Linked DNA regions of Homo sapiens: region 1 is linked to region 2. A link is a contact called in ENCODE Hi-C or POLR2A ChIA-PET data. All regions are on one chromosome and are shown on one strand. Each heading gives the region's core, a stretch centred on a gene start or an enhancer-like site at or near the end of the contact. The rest is flanking DNA. Distances are from core to core; before and after follow the strand shown. Region 1 has its middle 190 kb from the start of CDKN2B. Region 2 overlaps MTAP (methylthioadenosine phosphorylase).

What was found. Hi-C counts contacts between places; a loop is a spot of excess contacts on that map. ChIA-PET counts read pairs that join two places held with the same protein, here RNA polymerase II (POLR2A). Pooled maps may share reads with other maps.
Region 1: a map with no recorded cell type shows a loop between it and region 2 (5-fold over the local background). The contact joins two enhancer-like sites. A Hi-C loop is called at or near these places in 1 of 168 maps with a recorded cell type or tissue (stomach), 1 of 37 single-sample maps with no recorded cell type and 3 of 50 pooled maps. POLR2A ChIA-PET finds 5 or more read pairs at or near these places in 1 of 52 experiments (MCF 10A).

The regions. Positions count from the first base shown.
Region 1 is chr9:22,196,119-22,200,240 of GRCh38, forward strand. No RefSeq gene overlaps it. Among named protein-coding and RNA genes, the nearest start is that of CDKN2B, 190 kb to the left of the region's middle. RefSeq lists an enhancer at 1,238-1,297. Within about 2 kb of position 1,658, at least 2 of the 41 ENCODE cell types and tissues checked have a DNase peak (open chromatin) inside an H3K27ac peak, as active enhancers do.
Region 2 is chr9:21,829,914-21,834,345 of GRCh38, forward strand. The region is part of intron 4 of MTAP (methylthioadenosine phosphorylase); the gene reads left to right. Among named protein-coding and RNA genes, the nearest start is that of MTAP, 29 kb to the left of the region's middle. RefSeq lists enhancers at 2,019-2,328, 2,196-3,395, 3,645-3,784. Within about 2 kb of position 2,303, at least 8 of the 41 ENCODE cell types and tissues checked have a DNase peak (open chromatin) inside an H3K27ac peak, as active enhancers do.

The sequences.
Region 1 (4,122 bases), core at 408-2,907, 370 kb after region 2:
TGGTAATATCTCCCTTGTTATTTCTGATTGTGTTTATTTGAACCTTCTCTCTTTTCTTCCATATTAGTCTAGCTAGTGGTCTATTTTATTATTATTTTTTAAAGTTTTGTTGATGTTTTGAATAGTTTTTCTTGTTTCAGTCTCCTTCAGTTTATCCCTAATTTTGTTTTTTTTTCTTATCTTCAGCTAGATTTGAGATTCTTTTAGTTGTGATATTAGGTTGTTAACTTAAGGTCTTTCTAACTTTTTGATGTAGGGATGTAGCACTATAATTTCCCACTTACACTCTCTTAGCTATGTCCCAGTTATTCTGGTATGTTTTATCTTTGTTCTCATTACTTACAAAGAACTTCTTCATTTCTGCCTTAATTTCATTATGTACCCAACAGGCATTCAGGAGCATATTATTTAATTTCCATGTAATTGTATTGTTTTGAGTGAATTTCTTAGTCTTGATTTTTAATTTGATTATGCTATGGTCTGAGAGACTTTGTAAATGATTTTAGTAGTTTGCATTTGCTCAGGAGTGTTTTATGTGCAATTATGTGATTGATTTTAGAGTCTGTACCATGTGACAATAAGAAAAACTTATAATCTATTGTTTTTGGGTGGAGAGTACTCCAGATGTGTATCAGGTCTATTTGATCTAGTGCTGAGTTCATGTCCTGAATATTTTTGTTAATTTTTTTGTCTGGATAATCTATCTAATAATGTCAGTACAGTGTTAAAGTCTCTTACTATTATTATGTGGGAGTATATGTCTCTTTGTCAATGGGGTTCTCTGCATTTCCTGAATTTGAATGTTGGCCTCTCTAGCAAGGTTGGAGAAATTATGTATAATGTCCTGAAATATTCTTTCCATGATTCGTTCCTGATATAGTTTGGTTGTGTCCCCACCCAAATCTCACCTTGAATTGTAATAATTCCCATGTGTCAAGGGTGGGGCCAGGTGGAGGAAATTGCATTAGGGGGGCAGTTTCCCTCCTATTGTTCTCATGGTAGTAAATAAGTCTCATAAGATCTGATGGTTTTATAAAAGGGAATTCCCCTGTACACCCTCTGTTGCCTGCCACCATTTAAGACAAGCTTTCGCTTCTCCTTTGCCTTCTGCCATGACTGTGAGGCCTCCCCAGCCATGTGGAACTGTGAGTCTATTTAGCCTCTTTTTCTCTATAAATTCCTCTGTCTGAAGTATGTCTTATACAGCATGAGAACTGACTAATACAGTAAATCGGTACTGGTAGAGTGGGGTGCTGCTGTAAAGATACCCAAAAATGTGGAAATGACTTTGGAACTGAGAAACAGGCAGAGGTTGGGTCAGTTTGGAGGGCTCAGAAGAGGACAGGAAGAAGTTTGAAGGGAAAGTTTGGATCTTCCTAGAGACTTGATGAATGGCTTTGACCAAAATGCTGACATTGATACATGGACAATAAAGTTCAGGTTGAGGTGGTCTCACATGGAGATGAAGACCTTGTTGGAAACTGGAATAAAAGTGACTCTTGCTATGTTTTAGCAAAGAGACTGGCATTTTGCCCCTGCCTTAGAGATTTGTGGAACTTTGAACTTGAGAGAAATGATTTAGGGTATCTGGTAGAAGAATTTTCTAAGCAGCAAAGCATTCAAGAGGTGACTTCGGTGCTGTTAAATGCATTGAGTTTTATGTATTCGCAGATTTATGCTTTGGAACTGAAACATGTTTAAAAGGGAAGCAGAGCACGAAAATTCAGAAAATGTACAGCCTGATGATGCAATAGAAAAGAAAAACCCGGTTGCTGAGGATAAATTCAAGCTGGCTTCAGAAGTTTGCATAAGTAATGAGAAGCCAAATGTTAATCACCAAGACAATAGGGAAAATGTCTCTAGGGCCTGCCAGAGGTCTTCCAGAAGCCCCTCCCATCACAGGCCTGGAGGCCTAGGAGAAAAAAGTGGTCTTGTGGGCTGGGCCCAGGACCTTGCTACATTGTGCATTCTCATGACTTGGTGCCCTGTGCCCTAGCCATGGCTAGAACTCAGGCCATTGATTCAGAAAGGGTGCATGACCCAAGCCTTGGTGGCCTTCATTTGGTATTGGGCTGTGGGCGCACAGAAGTCAAGAACTGAGATTTGGGAACCTCCACGTAGATTTCAGAGGATGTATGGACCTGGAACACACAGGTTCCAGAGGCAGTATGGAAACGTCTGGATGAACAGGCAGAAGTTTGCTGCAGGGGTTGGGCCCTCATGGAGAACCTCTGCTAGGACAGTGTGGAAGGGAAATGTGGAGCTGGCACCCCTACACAGATTCCCCACTGGGACACTGCCTAGTGGAGTTGTGAGAAAAGGGCCACCGTCCTCCAGACCCCAGAACGGTAGATCCACCAACACCTTACACCACGTACCTGGAAAAGCCACAGACACTCAATGCCAGCCTGTGAAAGCAGCTGAGAGGTGGGCTGTACCCTGCAAAGCCACAGGGGTGGAACTGCCCAAGAGGGCATGGGAGCTCACCTCTTGCATCAGCAGGACCTAGATATGAGACGTGGAGTAAAAGGAGATCATTTCAGAACTTTAAAATTTGGCTGCCCTGCTGGATTTTGGACTTGCATGAAGCCTGTAGTCCCCTCCTTTTGGCTGACTTCTCCCATTTGGAATGGGTGTATTTACCCAATGCTTGTATCCCCATTGTATCTAGGAAGTAACTAACTTGCTTTTGATTTTGCAGGATCATAGGTGGAAAGAACTTGCCTTGTCAGATGAGAATTTGGACTGTGGACTTTTGAGTTAATGCTGAAATGAGTTAAGATTTCAGGGAGCTGTTGGGAAAGCATGATTGTTTTTGAAATGTGAGAACATGAGATTTGGGAGGGGCTAGGTGTGGAATAATATGGTTTGGCTGTTTCCCCACCCAAATCTCACCTTGAAGTTTAATAATCCCCACATGTCATGGGAGGGACCTGGTAGAGATAATTGAATCATGGGAGTGGTTTCCCCCATACTGTTCTCACAATAGTGAATAAGTCTCATGAAATCTGATGATTTTATAAAGGAGAGTTTCCCTGAACATATTCTCTTGTCTGCCACCATGTAAGACTTCCCTTTGCTTTTCCTTTACCTTCTACCATGATTGTGAATCCTCCCAGTCATGCTGAACTGTGAGTCCATTAAACCTCTTCCCTTTATAAATTACCCAGTCTCAGACATGTTTTATTTGCAGCATGAGAATAGATTATATAGTTCCCTTCTCCCCATCTCTTTTAGGGACACCCAGGAGTCATAGATTTCTTCTTTATGTAATCCCACATCTCTCAGGGATTTTGTTTATTTCTTTTTATTCTTTTTTCTCTATTTCTTTATTACAGTCTTATTTCAGAAAGACAGTCTTCAAGCTCTGAGATTCTTTCCTCCACTTGGCCTAATCTGCTACTAATAGTTGTGGTTGCATTGTAAAATTTCTTGCAGTGTATTTTTTAGCTCTATTAGGTTGGTTAGGTTCTTTTCTATACTGACTATTTTGTCTGTAAGTTCCTGCATTGTTTATGATTTTTTAGCTTCCTTGCATTAGATTTCACCTTATTCCTATAGCTCAATCATTTCTATCCATATTCTGAATTACATTTCTGTCATTTCAGCCATCTCAGCCAGTTCAGAACCTTGCTGGAGAGGTGATGTGTGTTTTTGGAGGTAAAAAGGTACTCTGGCTTTGTGCGTTATCAGGGTTCTTGTACTGATTGTTTCTCATCTTCTGGGCTTATCTTCCTTCAGTCTTTGAGGATGCTTACCTTTGGATGAGTGTTTTTTCTTTTATCCTATTTAATGACCTTGAGGATTTGATTGTGGTATAAGGTGCAGTCAGCTAACTGGCTTCATTTCTGGAAGATTTTAGAGATTTGGTCCTCAGCTCTCAACTCCTGGGCTTAGTTCTCTAACTTTGGAGGACTTGTGTTGGGCCCCACTTTGTTCTCTGTCTCCTTGAGATTAGGAATCTGCTATCCTGGGGGCACTGAGGTGCTCCTGGACCACTGTTTACTGCACTCTGATGGGTGATGTCAGCCAAAATGTTTCGTGGTGTAGTGACAGTGGGATCCTTCTTGTCTGCATTTCAGCAGCATTGGTAGCAGCAGCTGTGGCAGAGTGCTAGTGGGT
Region 2 (4,432 bases), core at 1,053-3,552:
TATCTGAAAATCTTTTTTTTTCTTCTCTCTCTCATGCTACATTACAGCTGATGAAGTTAAAAAGCCTGGGCATAAGAAAAGGGGAGCCCTGGGTGTGACTGCCCTGGAAAAAGAGGTAGAGAGTGCAGTGGGTTCAAGTATGTTTGGGTATGTGCAGTCAGTCTTTGTGTCTTTCTCATTCAAGTAAATTCCATAGCAATTAAAGTGAAAATAATCATCTTTCATTTGTGAGTAGAGCATCCATAGAAAGCAACATATATCTTGGTCTAGAACTTAAATTCCAAAAGAATGTGTTATATTTTTCATTTTCCCGTTTTTGTTGCACAGGGACGAGTTTCCTGATGCTTCCTTGCCATAGGCCCTGGGCTCTGTGTGTAGTGTTCTTCCCAAACCAAAAATTAAAAATAGGAAAATCAGAATCTATACCAAGAACTTTGTCTAGGAGGCTTGTCTGCAGTAGGTTTCTTCAGTGCCTATGCCTCCTGCTGGATTGTGTTTGATTAATCCATTTCTTTTAACTTGTACAAGGTCCCCATTGTTAGAGCCACAAGTCATTTGGCCACTGAGGGTAAAAGATGGTTAGGAGTGGGATTTGTTCCACTTCTTTGCAGCGATTAAACAGTCAGTTTGAACTGGGGAAAGTATTTGACCTTTAGTCTGTCCTAAAAGAATGTCATCAGGCTGTTTATACATTAAAAGGCTCTCATAAGATATGTACTCCCAGATTCATAATTTTGGAACTTCTCTCCTATGGTACACACCCTTGTATGTATGCACACCTGGCTCTCACTGAGTCACTTATGGGAAACTGAAGCAAGTTTTTCTATTAATAGGGGAAAAAAGACCTCATAAAAGAGTCAAAGTAAATGAGACTTAGAGAAATGTAGAAGCATGACTATGCATCACTGGGCCTTTGCTTAGTTTTTATTCATCAGCCATGGAGAAGAAAGGCATGACTCTTTCCTGCCTCCCACACCCACCGGACTTGTAAAGCTCGACTTCGATGATGCATTATAAAGTGGTGCACAGGATTGGTTTTTAATGAGATTTTTGCCATTGGAGCAAAGCAAGACTGTTTCCCTGCCAGCTGCTTTATTCAAGTCATGAGGCATTTTGTTGTCTCCTCCTGTACTTGTGGTACATGGGCCCTCCATTTTCTAGCCCAGTTCTTGTTAGATACCTTTGCACATTCATTTGTATGTATGGCAGAACTGATGATATGGCCTTTCTTTCACCCCCAACTACTAACTGTCCATGCCATTAAAGATACATGGACAGGGGATTCCAGCAATTTCTACAGTTGCTCTTCTTTCTCTTTACCATTAATCCTGATGATTGTAGGAAATCAGTACACCATATTTATTATGCAAATCTAAGAAAAACAACTAGATCTATAAACTATTTGAAAAGATGCCCACATTGTATTTTTTTGTTGTTTTTTTAGATAGGATCTTTCTCTGTTGCCCGGGGTAGAGTGCAGTGGCCTGATCGCAGCTCACTGTAGCCTCTACCTCCTGGGCTTAAGCAATCCTCAGCCCGTCTAGTAGCTAGGATTACAGGAATCTGCCACTGTGCTTGGTAATTTTTTTTTTTTAAGGAGATGGGGTCTCACTATGTTGCCCAGGCTGGTTTCAAACTCCTGGCCTCAAGCAGTCTTCCTGCTTTGGCCTCCCCAAAGTGCTGGGATTATAGGCATGAGCCACTGCACCCAGCTACATATTTTTTAGAAAAGGATCAGATGAGTAGGACTTGCTCAACTGCTATCACTGTCAGAAATATCTCAAGGTGAAACTTGCAAACATATCAGTAAGGAGAAGGATGAGATTTCTTTTTTAATAGTCTTCTTTATCAGGAATGTTTTGCAGATATTGATTTTTTTTTTTTTTACAATGAGAAAAATATGACCAAAAACTGAATATTAAAGGAAGCAGAGTGTGATTCCCGGTGCTAAACAGTTTCTATAAAATGTGGCTAATAACATATTGGCCTGTTGTGCCTAAGGCCTGTGTTTGGGTTATGCCTTCTCAAAGAATGCAGTGGAAGAATCTCAGCTTAGAAGTGAGGACATCCAGAATTCTTTCCTGGCTGTGCCGTGAAATTCCTTTGTCACTTAGTGTCCTCATCTGCTAAATGAGGGTGTTGAATTGATTCCTAAAAGTTCTGGTATCCTCCCCTCTTCAGATTATTTCTTCAACTTATTTTCTTGGTAGAACTGGGAGAGGTTCGACTTTGCTTTTGTCACGCATTCTTACTCATCAGGAAAGTCCCGCTATAAACACAGTGCTGAGGGATCAGTTATGTCAGTCTGTTTCCTTCTCCCAGAGACCAGCCCTGCCTTGGGCTTCCCCTAGAACTTTATGTCATAGCATAAAGGCCCGTGTCTGGGCCCTGAGGTTGGGAGTATGCTCTGATGTCAAGTATTTGATCATTCTCTTTCTGCCTCTTGATGACTAGAAAGCGTTTTATGGTAAAGAGTTACGCAAGAAGCCTTTGTTTAGCTCTTTCTCTCATTGCTAAAAATAGTAAGCTGTTTTTAACCCTTACTGTTCTTACTTCTTCTTACTCATTTCCCTCACTCTTTAGCTGAGAATGTCACCTCCACCTTTATAGAGAAGACAGAAACTTAAGCATAAACTCTTCACCTTCCTTCACCTTCCCTTTCCCCAGTTACTTGCGTCCCTGTTCTTTGTCATCCTCTTGTCTGTAGCTGTCCTTGAAGTGGTGTCCACTATTCCCCTGGATGAGGTTCATTCTTACGTTCTGTTCCATAACCTAGTTGTGTTATTAACTTCCCATCATACATCCTTTTATTAAAAATCCTACACTACCAGTTTTTGAGTTCCTATTAGGTGTCACAATCAGTTAATCCCACTTACGGCATACAGCAGTCATTATTCCAGTTTATACTTGAAGAAACTTAGGCCCTTACTATGTTTCTGGCACTGCTTATTATCACAGCTCTAGAAGACATCTTCTATCTACCTTATCCTTCCCTTTTACAAAAGGTGAGAAAACTGAGGCCCAAAGAGGTTGTTGTCACCACCTATGTAGAGTGAGGATTTTTATTTTTGTGCTATTGTTTAGCATGATCTCATGAAATATAATAGAAAATAAGGGGAAACTATGGTACCTGTTTATTGAGCAGCCTTCCTTGACTGGGATATAAACATCCATTGGTTTTCCTCCTTTTTCATGCCACCACAAGCACTCAGGGGCACTCTTGATACCAGAACAGTGGGAGGATCTTAGTGATATTGGTCCAAATTCATAAGTTTTCACTTCTCTTTTTTTTGAGACAAGATCTCACTCTCGCCCAAGCTGGAGTACAGTGGCGCCACAGCTCACTGCAGCCTTTACCTCCCAGGCTCAGGTGATCTTGCCACCTCAGCCCCCCAAGTAGCTGGGACTACAAGGGTGTGACACCATACCCAGCTAATTTTTTGTATGTTTTTGTAGAGACAGGGTTTCACTATGTTGCCTGGGCTGATCTTGAACATCTAAACTCAAGGGTTCCACCCACCTTGGCCTCCTAAAGTGCTGGGATTACATGTGTGAGCCTCACTTCCTTCTGGTTATAGAGACAGAATTGTTCCACTTCTTAGTCTGATGTTTCTGTCAGAATTTTTTCTCATGACTGCCTATTCACGCTGCTGTTTGATTCTTGGGATATATTTTAAATGATGGGTAGATTCACTTCCCCTAAACCGTCCTCCTTATGAGCAGCCGTTATTCTGCTCTGCCAGTAAATTAATTGACTCACGATTCTGCATGTTGGGGCTTGTTGTGGATACAGACCGTATTCTGAAATGTCCTCAGAGGTCGATGATTGTGTTTGCTTCTGCCAGGGGATGGGTGTTTGCCCTCAGCTTGTTTGCAACACCACATTTCCTCAAAGGAAACGTATTAACTAACAGCTATCTTCAAGCCAATGTAAGAGTCTTGATTCAAGAAACAACCTACCAGTCAGTCTATTTCTAGGCTTTTCTCCCTCTCTTTGAAAGTGCCAGTGTTCTTCCTTTCACTCTCTTGAACTCATTTTTCCTGCCAGCACACATCATTTTGTCTCCTTTACTTTTCCATAGGCTGTTTTTTTTTATTTGTCTACTAGCTTTTCTTATCACATATCCCTGCTTGACAACCTTAAGCAATTTGTTGGATACCCTTGATTTGAGGCCCATCAATATGTCATACTTTGGGATTGGCAGAAGAAATGTTTAGAAGCATATTTTCCATAAATGATAGTGACAAGTGCCAAGCACTTGCTTCATGTTGTCTCATTCAGTTTTCACGGGGACTTTATAAGGTAAGTGGGATTACTCCCGTTTAAGGAAACTGATATAACTGAGGTGCAGAGAGACGAGAGTGACTTTCCCAGAGGCACACAGCTAGTGAGTGGTAAAGCCAGTAGATAAGCCAGTCCCTGAAATCCGTG